3 separate regions of the Homo sapiens genome follow, and regions 1 and 3 are each linked to region 2. A link is a contact called in ENCODE Hi-C or POLR2A ChIA-PET data. All regions are on one chromosome and are shown on one strand. The core of a region is the stretch at or near the end of the contact, and the rest is flanking DNA. Distances in the headings are between cores, read along the strand shown.

Region 1 (4,119 bases), core at 430-2,929, 310 kb before region 2:
AATTCTTTCCCAAAAACAACAACAAAAAGAATTATTTCATTGTGAAGCTCAGTACCACAAAAATTTAAATAATTCATTACAAGCCTTTATTAAAAAAAATTTTCTCCCCAAAGTAAACAGACAGACAATGTCTAGTCTATTTGAAATGCCTGAAAGCAGAGGGGCTTCAAGGCAGTGGGAGAAGGTGCCTGTCCTCTGCTGGACATTTGACAACCAGCCCTTTGGATGGTTTGGATGTATAGGAGCGAAGGTGCAGACAGCAGTGGGGCTTAGAGTGGGGTCCTGAGGCTGTGCCGTGGCCTTTCTGGGGTTTAGCCACAATCCTGGCCTGACTCCAGGGCGAGGCAGGCCAAGGGGGTCTGCTACTGTGTCCTCCCACCCCTACCTGGGCTCCCATCCCCACAGCAGAGGAGAAAGAAGCCTGTCCTCCCCGAGGTCAGCTGCGTTAGAGGAAGAAGACTGGGCATGTCTGGGCAGAGATTTCCAGACTCTGAGCAGCCTGAGATGTCAGTAATTGTAGCTGCTCCAAGCCTGGGTTCTGTTTTTTAGTGGGATTTCTGTTCAGATGAACAATCCATCCTCTGCAATTTTTTAAAAGCAAAACTGCAAATGTTTCAGGCACAGAAAGGAGGCAAAGGTGAAGTCCAGGGGAGGTCAGGGGTGTGAGGTAGATGGGAGCGGATAGACACATCACTCATTTCTGTGTCTGTCAGAAGAACCAGTAGACACTTCCAGAATTGTCCTTTATTTATGTCATCTCCATAAACCATCTGCAAATGAGGGTTATTTGGCATTTTTGTCATTTTGGAGCCACAGAAATAAAGGATGACAAGCAGAGAGCCCCGGGCAGGAGGCAAAAGTCCTGTGTTCCAACTATAGTCATTTCTTTGCTGCATGATCTGAGTTAGGTCACCAGACTTCTCTGAGCCCCAGTTTCCCCAGCAGTGTATACGGGCTATGTGGGGAGTATTCAGGAGACAGACAACTCACTCGTCAAATCCTCCCCTTCCTGGCCAACAAAGCTGCTGCAACCACAGGGATTTCTTCTGTTCAGGTGAGTGTAGGGTGTAGGGAGATTGGTTCAATGTCCAATTCTTCTGTTTCCCTGGAGATCAGGTTGCCCTTTTTTGGTAGTCTCTCCAATTCCCTCCTTCCCGGAAGCATGTGACAATCAACAACTTTGTATACTTAAGTTCAGTGGACCTCAATTTCCTCATCTGTGAAATAAACGGGACTGAAAAATCATTCTGGCCTCAAGATGCTTTGTTGGGGTGTCTAGGTGCTCCAGGTGCTTCTGGGAGAGGTGACCTAGTGAGGGATCAGTGGGAATAGAGGTGATATTGTGGGGCTTTTCTGGAAATTGCAGAGAGGTGCATCGTTTTTATAATTTATGAATTTTTATGTATTAATGTCATCCTCCTGATCTTTTCAGCTGCATTGGGTAAATCCTTGCCTGCCAGAGTGGGTCAGCGGTGAGCCAGAAAGGGGGCTCATTCTAACAGTGCTGTGTCCTCCTGGAGAGTGCCAACTCATTCTCCAAGTAAAAAAAGCCAGATTTGTGGCTCACTTCGTGGGGAAATGTGTCCAGCGCACCAACGCAGGCGAGGGACTGGGGGAGGAGGGAAGTGCCCTCCTGCAGCACGCGAGGTTCCGGGACCGGCTGGCCTGCTGGAACTCGGCCAGGCTCAGCTGGCTCGGCGCTGGGCAGCCAGGAGCCTGGGCCCCGGGGAGGGCGGTCCCGGGCGGCGCGGTGGGCCGAGCGCGGGTCCCGCCTCCTTGAGGCGGGCCCGGGCGGGGCGGTTGTATATCAGGGCCGCGCTGAGCTGCGCCAGCTGAGGTGTGAGCAGCTGCCGAAGTCAGTTCCTTGTGGAGCCGGAGCTGGGCGCGGATTCGCCGAGGCACCGAGGCACTCAGAGGAGGTGAGAGAGCGGCGGCAGACAACAGGGGACCCCGGGCCGGCGGCCCAGAGCCGAGCCAAGCGTGCCCGCGTGTGTCCCTGCGTGTCCGCGAGGATGCGTGTTCGCGGGTGTGTGCTGCGTTCACAGGTGTTTCTGCGGCAGGTGAATGACGGGCGTGGGTCGGTGCGCGCTCGGCTTGCGCACACGGTGTCTCTAAGTGCGCGGGTGACGAGAGTCGGGATGTGCCGGAGACCCCGGGGCGGAGAGCGGGATTACAAGTACAGGAATCCCTGGTCACGCTCCCCGCCCCTGGAAACCCAGCTGGGGCGAGGGAGGGCGTGGACGGGACCGTTCTGGGAGCTCGCCTTTGGCTGCGGTTGGCTCCAGGCCCCAGGCGCAGTTTGCTCGCGGCGTGGGGATGAAGTCCGTGTCCCTGGAGGGGCCCAGGAAGGGCGAGGAAAGCGGAGTGGAGTAAGTTCGTCTAGGATCGGTCCCGGGTGGCTCTGGGATCCAATCTGCGCCGCCCTGGCCCAGGTCCCAGGTTCAGGTCCTTTACGCCACTGTGTCCACCACCTGGCTGAGCGCTGAGGTCAGCGCGGGCTGTTTCCTGGCCCTTGGGAATGTGCCAGGACCCGTCCCCTAAGGACTAGCGAGGAGGTGACTCACTGTGACAAGGAGACCCCAGGGAACGGACTGTATGAGGTCAGAACCCCGCCCGGGATGGGGTACAGCGGGACTCCAGAAGCCCTCTCCCCTGCCCCTTCGCGGTCTCCGTCCTCCCATCGGCACAGTGACCTATTTGGCTGGAACAGTTTGTTCCCAAGGAAGCCGGGCACTGGAGGTCCGGGACACCGCGTCGGGTCCCCGCTCCGCGGCGCGCTGTAGGGGTCGGGGAGTCACGGCCCTGCTCTGGGCGGGCTCTAACCAGCCTGTCAGTCGGGGAAGGGCAAGGGTCTCCTCTACCTCTTTCCCACCGCGGCCGGGAGAATCGCGGCCCAGCCTGTCCTCGGGTCGGGGCGCTGGACTCCGGGGCGGGAGCGGAGCCCACGCCTGGATGGGAGGCGGGGAGGGTTCATGTCTTTGAGGGGTGGGGGGTCTGGGGGGCACGACGCTGCTCAGGGCCTCTATCAGCTGCCTCGGGGGCTCAGGGCTTCCCGACCTAGCCCAGATTCCCTCTCCGAAAGCTACAGGGCTGAGCGGAGCAGGGGGGCGAGTCGCCCCCTGGGGCGCCGCCGCCTGGCGCGGACCACAGCGCGTCCTCTCCGTCCCAAACCCCTGGGGGACACTTGCGCCCTCTTCGTGAGGAAAAGCATCTTGGAGCTGGGTTAGGAACTTGGGGCGCCCAGGCAGCTTCCCCTCTCCTTGCCTCCCTCCACGTCGCGTTTCTGGGAGGACTTGCGAGCGGTTTTGTTTTCGTTGCTCCCGTCTATTTTTATTTTCCAGGGATCTGACTCATCCCGTGCTTTGGGCGTGGAGATAAGGTGGAGGGGCCGGCTCCCGGCGCGCGCGCGCGTGCGTGTCTGCGCGGGCGTGTGTGTGTGTGTGTGTGTGTGTGTGTGTGTGTGTGTCTGTGTCAGAGACGGCACAAGAGCGCGCGGTTTCCCAACAGCGGCGGGAGTTTCGGAAGCCTGGCCGGCTCAGCGTGACGTGTTCGCGGCCCCCCGGTCCCCTCCCATTCTCCCCCTCCCCACCCCAGGGTGACGCGCAGCCGGAGTGGAAGCAGTTTTGGCGGGCGAGCAGCGCCTTGCAGGAAACTGACTCATCACTACTCCCTCCAGCGGTCCGAGGCTCTGCCCACGCACCTCCCACTCCGCGCGTGATTTCCTGGAGGCCGGCGCCCCCTCCCGGCCCTGGCGGGAATAGCACACAGGCTTTCCCGCGGAGTGGGGCTGGCCGGCGCGAACCGCCGCGGCTACTCCTGGGCTCATCCGAGATCAACCCCTATGCCATTACCACCCCTTCAAAGGAGCACTCCTTAGGTTCAACAGTATTCACTGAGCTCTTACTGGAAATTAAAATATGGCTGAAGTCTAAGGCAGGAAGGCCAATAAAGGAGGCTATTTTTAATTGTTTCTAAAACAAGGGTTTGCGTTTCTGAGTTTTCTTTGGGCTGAAAGTTATTATGAGCATGAGAGCAGATTTTGATGGGGGAGGAGAGGCCTATGAGAGCCATAAGAGAAGGAGGGGTGGTAGAAGAGGAGAGGGTGCCTGCCTAGATCCT
Region 2 (3,797 bases), core at 356-2,855:
TTTTTACCTTCCTCCCCCCAAGCTTCTTAACTGGAAAATTCTGGCCTAATGACCCCCATCAAAACTGTACCCATCCCAGCCACACCCACCTAATTCTCACACCTCCACACGCCCTTCATTCCAGCTCACTCCTCAAGCAGCACACTTCATCTGTACCGCATTGCTGGCCACCACCAAATCTGCCAAGTGCCTATGCATCCCTCTGTTCCAGAGACATCCCTACCTCGGTCTCAATTTCTGGTAGTCCCTACCTATCCTGCCACCTATGTCTCCACTGTCCCTTCTGCCCAATTTCAATACTCCCGTGCCCCTTCTCCTCATCTGCCCAGATACAAGCACTGTGATTCCTCTCTCTGACCCCAACTATGACTTCCATTTCCTCCTCCAAATGCGTCATCCCCCTTCCCCGCTTAAAGCCTCCTCCTAGCTCCCCTCTCTAGACAAATCGCTGCCACTCCCCTCCCCCAATGCTGGCCCTATCTGTTCCCCTCCCCCCATACGCGTCACCCTGTCCCCTCCTCCTACCAAATCCGTCGTCGCCATCAAATCCAGAGCCCCCATCTCCGGTAAACCGATAGCATTCCCCTGCAAAAGTCTTTGCCTTCGCACTCTCCCACCAAATTAAATCACAATGCAACCCAAGACCTCCGTCTCCTCTGTCCACCCCCAGTCTGGTGTCCTTCTTTCCCTCCTAAATTTCTGGCCCTGGCGCCCACTTTGTCCCCACCCCAAGACGTTTTAAATCCATCTCTATCAAATCCAGAGCCTCCGTTCCCCTCTACCCCAATTATGTGCTCCTCATTCTCTAAACACTTTGCCTGGGCCCCCAACCTTCCTCCCCATCTCTTCACCCAAACTTCTTGCCCCTCCCCCAATTCTATTGCTTCTTCCCTCGCCCCAAATTCGCTCCCTTCCCTATCCCAAGTCCATCGTCCCCACTCCTTTATCTCCCAAATATGTTTTTCCAGCCCATCGCTCCCTCCTTGGCACTCCCCCAAATCGCTTGTTCCTTCCACCCTCTCCCGTATCTGTTATTACTCTAACCCCTTGGTCTCCTTTCTGTATCCTAAAACCCGTGACCCCTGCGTTCCCAACTCCCTCACGGCTTCCCTCCCATCCCACCCACTCGGCCCCCCAAACCCGCCGTCCCCACCCCTCTCCCCAAATCCGTCGCCATTGACTGCCCGCCCCAATCCTCCAAATCCTGGCCTGTCACCTTCACATCAGCCTCCCATCTCCCTACGGCGCCTCTGGTCCCCCACCTGGATGAGCAGCTTCACGTAGAGCAGGGGATGGCTGAGCGCCGTCACGCCCGCGCCCAGTGCCACGAAAAGAGCCTCAGTGGTCGGGGCGTTGTCCCCAGACCCCAGGCCCCCTGACCCGCCATCCATCCTGCGGGCCGAGGGCTGAGCCGCAGGCCGAGGGTGGCGAGGATGTGCGCGGTGCGCGGGCGGTGGATCGCGAGCTCGAGCCTCGACCCCCGCCGCCGCTCCGCCGCGAGCTCCGGCTCCAGCTCCGGCTCCCGCCATCCCCGCGGCACCGCCGCGAGCCCAGGGCGCCACTTCCGGGTCCGAAGCTCCCATGGCGCCCGGCGGCGAGGTCACTCCCCGTCACGTGACGGGGCCACGCCCCCTCACCGGCGTCAGGGGGCGGGGCCGGGGCGCACCACTCCAGGCCGCGGGGGAGCTCGGGAGCGTGGTGCGGCGGGTGGGACACGCCGGATGTGGCTCCCCGGCCGGTTGGAGGCCTAGCAGGACACTGGGCTGCGGGCCGGGGGTCAATGGTGGCGGGCAGCCGGGGCCCCGGGCTCGGGAGCTGTGGCGGCAGCCGCAGGCCGGGGCGCTCCCCCGGGATGCCCAGAGCACGCGGGGGCGGGGTTCGGCGCCTCTGGCTGCCAGACGTCCCCAATATGGTCTGAGGCGCTTCCAAGCCACCTCCCTGGCTTCGGGAGTTTTCTCTGCAGTTCTCTGCCCGCCCCTTTGCGGCCCAGATCCCAGTCGCCGCGGCCTGCGTGGAACTCTGCGCGAGCTGAATCTCCTGCTGCAGGACGAGCCCCGACCCCGAGCCCGATCCCCTCCGCGGTCCCAGCCTCTTTGTCCGATCGCATTTTCCATCTCCTCTGCCAGGAATGCTCTCCCAACCAGAGCAAATCCAGATGTCCCCTCGGCGACTGTGGGCACCCTCCCCAGCTGTGGAGCCTTCGCACGCCTTCCTCAGAGTCCGTGGTTGTAAAATTTGTTTTGCTCTAAAGTATTTGACTGTCTCCCTCACTAGATCCTGAGGGTTTTAGTGAGTGCCTCAGTGTGAGCACATGCAGGCACTGCTAGGCGCCTGTAGTTGATTCTTAGTTAATACAAGTGAATAATCACAACTAGACCTTAAATTGCAGGGACTATGTGACAGGCACTTTTTAAAATGCTTTATACGTGTTGATTTAAGTGTAATCGTCACAAGAACCCTGCGAGGAAGATAGGACAGCAAGTGCCCTGTTCCTGTTTGTAAACGTGCCCGACACTCTGCAACAACACCTACAACAGAACCGTGCTAGTTTTGGGGGTTCGCAATAAAAGTTTCTGTTTGAACGGATCCTAGAGTGTGCAGGGACACAGCAATGGAAGACCTGGTCCCTTTGTCTGTACTTAGTCTATAGCCAGTTCATTGTGAGAAATTTCTTTAGATCGACACCTGCCACTGTTAGTCCGGGTTTCCCAGTCTGTCCTTTCTAACTCCCTTCCTGCCTTACCCCCTAAAAAGCTACCTCCCCTCTTCCCACTCCTGATAATGAACACTATGTACTTTCCACGTTCAAAGCATGCCACACTCCCTCTCTCCCTCACCTTGGCCTCCCTAACCCAGGCTTGTCCTAGTGAAATCACTTGCAAAGCCTGCTAACCCTTTCAACTTGCTGTGTTTTCTCCATCAAACACAATTTTCATCAAACATCCCCCAGGAGCACCTTAAATGACTTCCTTTTGCCTAGGTTCTGATTTAGCTTTCTCAATAAGGACCTCAAAGTCAAGTTCCTAGTGCCACACTAACTCTCTACCCAGAAGAGGCGATAGGTTTTAGTTTGGGGGTGGGGGGTGGGGGTAGGGGAGGATGATTTACTTCCCCATCCTTCTGAAACTTCCTCACAGGAACCTTTTCCTTCTTTGGGCTTTTCGTCCCCATTTTTCTCCAACTGTCTGTTTTTCTTTCTGAACTTGGCTGTTCACCGTTGAGCCTTTTACTCTGCCTTACATGGTCACCTAACTTTGGGCCTATACTGTATTTGGCCCTTTCAAACTGTAGTTTCATGTGAAGCAGCAACTTTGTGTTGTCTTGCATTGTTTTGTATCTTCCACAACATCAGATATAGGACTATGCACATAGTACATGTTCAGTAAAGTATTTCTAAATGATCGAACAATTTCTCCAAGTGAAGAAATTGAAGGAAAAATAGATCAGCTAAACCAGTTAGACCCGTAGGGTACCAAGCAGAAGCAAATGTTAAACTGCACAATAGCTGTATTTCTACAACTCAGGGCTCACAGAGACTCCAAGAGGAAGAAAAAAAGAATCCTCACAATAAAAAATGTATGAGCCGCTCAAAGAAACGTGCCATCATGAGAGAGAATGGGCAAAACAGGAAGAACTTGAGATAATAGAACCATCTCAAAGAAAATTAAAAGGAAAGAAGTAGGTTTCAAATGAAGGCAAAGATAAATAATAGGAAGTACTAGTAAAAAGAACAGGAATTGTAAAGGAAAAAAAAAAACAGGTGTATTTGAAAAGGTGCCAAACAGAACATCTAGAAA
Region 3 (3,884 bases), core at 1,241-3,740, 370 kb after region 2:
AAAATGTTCCAGGTTGGGATTGCACCCATGGTTAGGAAACTAGGCTTTTGAAACAGACTTGAATTGACATCCTACTCTGCCATTTCATTTGTTACTTTGGGAAGATTACCAAAACCTCTCTGTGCCTCTTTTCTCATCATCTCTAACATAGGGATTATAATTGTAACCACTAATAACTGGCTAATTTTTCTTTTTTCTTTCTGTTTGCAAAGGACAAATAAAGTATGTAGGGTGCTTCGCCTAGTACCTGGCACTTAGCACTCAGTAAATGTTAGCTATTTACTATTGTACACTGTGTAATTCATTTAGTGTATGTATTTTCTTTTCTTGTTGTTTTGTTTGTGTATTTGTTTTTGAGACAGAGTGTTGCTCAGTCACCCAGGCTAGAGTACAGTGGTGTGATCTCAGCTCACTGCAACTTCTGCCTCCCAGGCTCAAGGGATCCTCCCACCTCAGCCTCCCTGGTAGCTGGGATTACAGGTGCTCACCACCATGCCCAGATCATTTTTGTATTTTTACTAGAGACAGGGTTTCACCATGTTGGCCAGGCTGGTCTGGAACCCCTGACCTCAGGTGATCCACCTGCCTCGGCCTCCCAAAGTGCTGGGATTACAGGCGTGAGCCGCCACACTTGGCTGTGTGTGTGTTTTTTGTTTTTGTTTTTGTTTTTTTTGTTGTTGTTGTTTTGATGGAGTTTCACTCTTGTTGTCCAGGCTGGAGTGCAATGGCGAGATCTCGGCTCACCGCCACCTCTGCCTCCTGGGTTCAAGCGAGTCTCCTGGCTCAGCCTCCTGAGTGGCTGGGATTACAGGCACACGCCACCACGCTGGGCTAACTTTGTATTTTTAGTAGAGACGGTGTTTCTCCATGTTGGTCAGGCTGGTCTTGAACTCCCAACCTTAGGTGATCCGCCTGCCTCGGCCTCTCAAAAGTGCTGAGATTACAGGCATGAGCCACCATGCCCAGCCCGGCTGGTTTTTTGACAGAATTTTATTTAGGAAAATTGTTTTCCTTCTTTCCCCTTGTGCAAAAAAAAAAAAAAAAGAGAGGAAGAAGGGAGGAAGGAAGGAAGGAAGGAGAGAAAGAAAGAGAGAGAAAGAAGAAAAGAGAAAGAAAAAAGAAAAGAAAGAAAGAGAAGGAAGGAAGGAAAGAAAGAAGAAAGAAATTGTTAACTGGGTGTTGGAAAACTGAAAAGACAAAAGGGGCTCAACCATTGGATGTACTCACTGCAGGCAGCAGCTATCACACTATATGGAAAATCCAAAGGAGAGGCTGAGTTTAAAAACAATTTTTTAATTGGCCGGGCTCGGGGGCTCATGCTTGTAATCTCAGCACTTTGGGAGGCTGAGGCGGTTGGATCACTTGAATCCAGGAGACACGGCGAAACCCGGTATCTACCAAAAAATATAAAAATTAGCCGGGCGTGGTGGCGCGTGCCTGTAATCCCAGCTACTCTGGAGGCTGAGGCAGGAGAATCTCTTGAACCCGGGAGGCGGAGGTTGCAGTGAGCTGAGATCGCACCACTCCAGGCTGCACTCCAGCCTGGGTGACAGGGCGAGACCCTGTCTGTAATCAGTAATAATAATAATAAAATTAACAGCTTTATTGAGTATAATTTACATGCCATAAAATTCACCCACTGGAAGTTTACACTTTCTTCACTTTACAGGGTCTCACTCTGTCGCCCAGGCTGGGATGCAGTGGCGCCATGTCGGCTCACTGCAACCTCTGCCTCCCGGGGTCAGGTGATCCTCCCACCTCAGCCTCCCAAGTAGCCGGACTACAGGTGTGCACCACCACACCTAGCTAATTTTTCTTTTTTTTCTTTTTTCCTTTCTCTCCCTCCCTTCCTCCTTTTTTTTTTTTTTTTTTTGTAGATACGGTGTCTCCCCATGTGGCCAGGTTGGTCACAACTCCTGAACTCAAGTGATCCGCGCGTCTCGACCTCCCAAAGTGCTGGGATTACAGGCGTGAGCCACTGCGTCCGGCCACACTTCCATGACTTTTTAATAAACTTATACAGTTGTACAATTGTCACCACAATCCACTTTTAGAACATTTCTATTACCGCTTTCCTCCAATTTTTTCAAGCCCATCTGCATTCAATACCCGCTCCCACACCTCGCCCCAGGTAACTGTGCTCTTTGTCTTTGTAGATTTGCCTAGTGTAATTTATTTTTTACTTCGGTAATATAAGTAGGTCGTGCAAAATAGAGACTATTTAGCAACAGACTAGGCAGACTTAAATCCGATGGAAAGTTTAAAGTTGTTTAAAAGTGGGCTATAGTTTCACATGACTTTTTTAAAAAGAGGAAAGGTGAGAAGAGGTTCCAGTCTGGGGCGGCTAGGACTGGGGTGATGGTTCTGGAGGCGGCGAGGGAAGGTGTGAGGCGAGGAGACCTCTCGAATCGCGCCCGCCCCGCCCAGGGCCGGATTGGCTCCCAACCCACCCTCTTTGCTCCAGGGCGGCCGCCGTCCTCTTGCGCAGGCGTAGTGCTCCTGCTTCCTGGCCGAGGGCGGGCGAGCGGAGCCTGCTTTCGCAGCGATCGCGAGCGTGTGGCGATTGCTTCTGTCTGTTATTTAGATATGGAAGCTGAGGGGATGCACAGAGGCAGCCAGAACCTAGGTCAGGGTCTCGCTCGGTGCTGACCGCCCCCGGGGTCGAGTAGGCGATGGGGGAGCCCGGCTTCTTCGTCACAGGAGACCGCGCCGGTGGCCGGAGCTGGTGCCTGCGGCGGGTGGGGATGAGCGCCGGGTGGCTGCTGCTGGAAGATGGGTGCGAGGTACGGGGGAAGGGGTCCTGTGGAGCGGAGGGCAGGGGCTGGAGGGAGCGGGGCTCCGGGGAGGGAGGAAGGTGTCTTGCTGGGCTGAATGAATGGCAGAGAGGAGGCGGGCATCAGGAAGAGGAGCGAAGTGTCTGTGGGGGGGGTGGATTCCTGGGGAGAGAAGGGAGAAAGCGGTTCTGGCGCGAGCGGCTGAAGGGTCTGCGGTGGGAGGTGTTTGGGGGAGAAATAGGGGCCGAGTGGGAGAAAGGAAGAAAAGAGAGTTCGGCTCTGGGGAGCCCGGGGGGGCCACAAGGGTTGGGGCGAGGACGGAGGCCCTGACCCGCGGCCTGTGGGGCGAGAAGCGGGCCCCGTCCAGAGAGGCCTGGGTCAGCGGGTAGCTGGGCCGGGGACTGGGAGGAGAGGGACGCGCAGGGAACGTGAGGAGATGCGGGGGTGTCGAGGAGGGGAGGGCGGGGGCTGGCCAGATCCCGTTTAGGGCGCACAGAGCCCCGCGGTGCCAGGTCGGGGAACGGTGGCGGGGGCCGCGAGCTGCCGGGAAGCCGAGGCAGGGCCCGGCGCCTGAACTTTCTCGAGTTTGTTTTGAAAACGATTGCAAATTTTGGGTTTTGTCCCTTAAAGCAATCAAACTTTCACGTAGAAATGTCTTCCTCCTTCCCAACTCTGAGGAACATGGGCGGCTTGGGCTGGGCCACATTTCTCCTGTGAGGCTCGGTACGGCCGAGTGGCACTCCCTGAGGTGGGTCGGGCAGGTATTCAGAGTTCTCTCCAGAGGCTGCCTGTCGTCTTTATTAATGCAGTTGCAAATGAAAAATATTTTAAGGGGAAAGATGAGGTACCGTTCCTGGCACGGTTCAAGATGCACCAGCGTGGTGCATCTTGAAAAGACGAGGGAAGGGAGGAGGGAGTTAGATTGCAATCAGGTTGAGAAGGAGAACTGGGTCAGGGACAAGCTTGTGATGACTGGGAACCATTTGGGTTTTGGAAATAATCTGTATGAAAAGTTCTCTTTGCAGTAAAAGTGGATGGTTGGTCATGATGTAAATTCAAGAAGTATTTTGAGTCTCATGTGTGTTCAGGTAGATTTTTCCTATAAGCCGT

What was found. Hi-C counts contacts between places; a loop is a spot of excess contacts on that map. ChIA-PET counts read pairs that join two places held with the same protein, here RNA polymerase II (POLR2A). Pooled maps may share reads with other maps.
Region 1: a pooled map shows a loop between it and region 2 (16-fold over the local background). The contact joins the promoter of DINOL here to the promoter of MTCH1 in region 2. A Hi-C loop is called at or near these places in 1 of 168 maps with a recorded cell type or tissue (gastrocnemius medialis), 1 of 37 single-sample maps with no recorded cell type and 14 of 50 pooled maps.
Region 3: a loop to region 2 is called in a pooled map, with 6 times the contacts of the local background. The contact joins the promoter of RNF8 here to the promoter of MTCH1 in region 2. A Hi-C loop is called at or near these places in 5 of 50 pooled maps. POLR2A ChIA-PET finds 5 or more read pairs at or near these places in 3 of 52 experiments (GM10248, WTC11 and activated T-cell).

What each region holds. Positions count from the first base shown.
Region 1 is chr6:36,676,880-36,680,998 of GRCh38, forward strand. DINOL (damage induced long noncoding RNA) reads right to left here and starts at 1,680. Exons shown (of 1, transcript NR_144384.1): 1 at 730-1,680. It overlaps CDKN1A (cyclin dependent kinase inhibitor 1A), which reads left to right and starts at 1,835. Exons shown (of 3, transcript NM_000389.5): 1 at 1,835-1,919. RefSeq lists enhancers at 1-735, 1,928-2,117, 2,129-2,716 and silencers at 1,648-1,877, 3,448-3,837.
Region 2 is chr6:36,984,591-36,988,387 of GRCh38, forward strand. MTCH1 (mitochondrial carrier 1) reads right to left here and starts at 1,606. Exons shown (of 12, transcript NM_001271641.2): 1 at 1,263-1,606. The coding sequence starts at 1,583. RefSeq lists enhancers at 1,160-1,882, 2,001-2,210 and a silencer at 1,321-1,910.
Region 3 is chr6:37,351,493-37,355,376 of GRCh38, forward strand. It overlaps RNF8 (ring finger protein 8), which reads left to right and starts at 2,491. Exons shown (of 8, transcript NM_003958.4): 1 at 2,491-2,783. The coding sequence starts at 2,673. RefSeq lists a silencer at 2,344-2,443 and an enhancer at 2,744-2,793.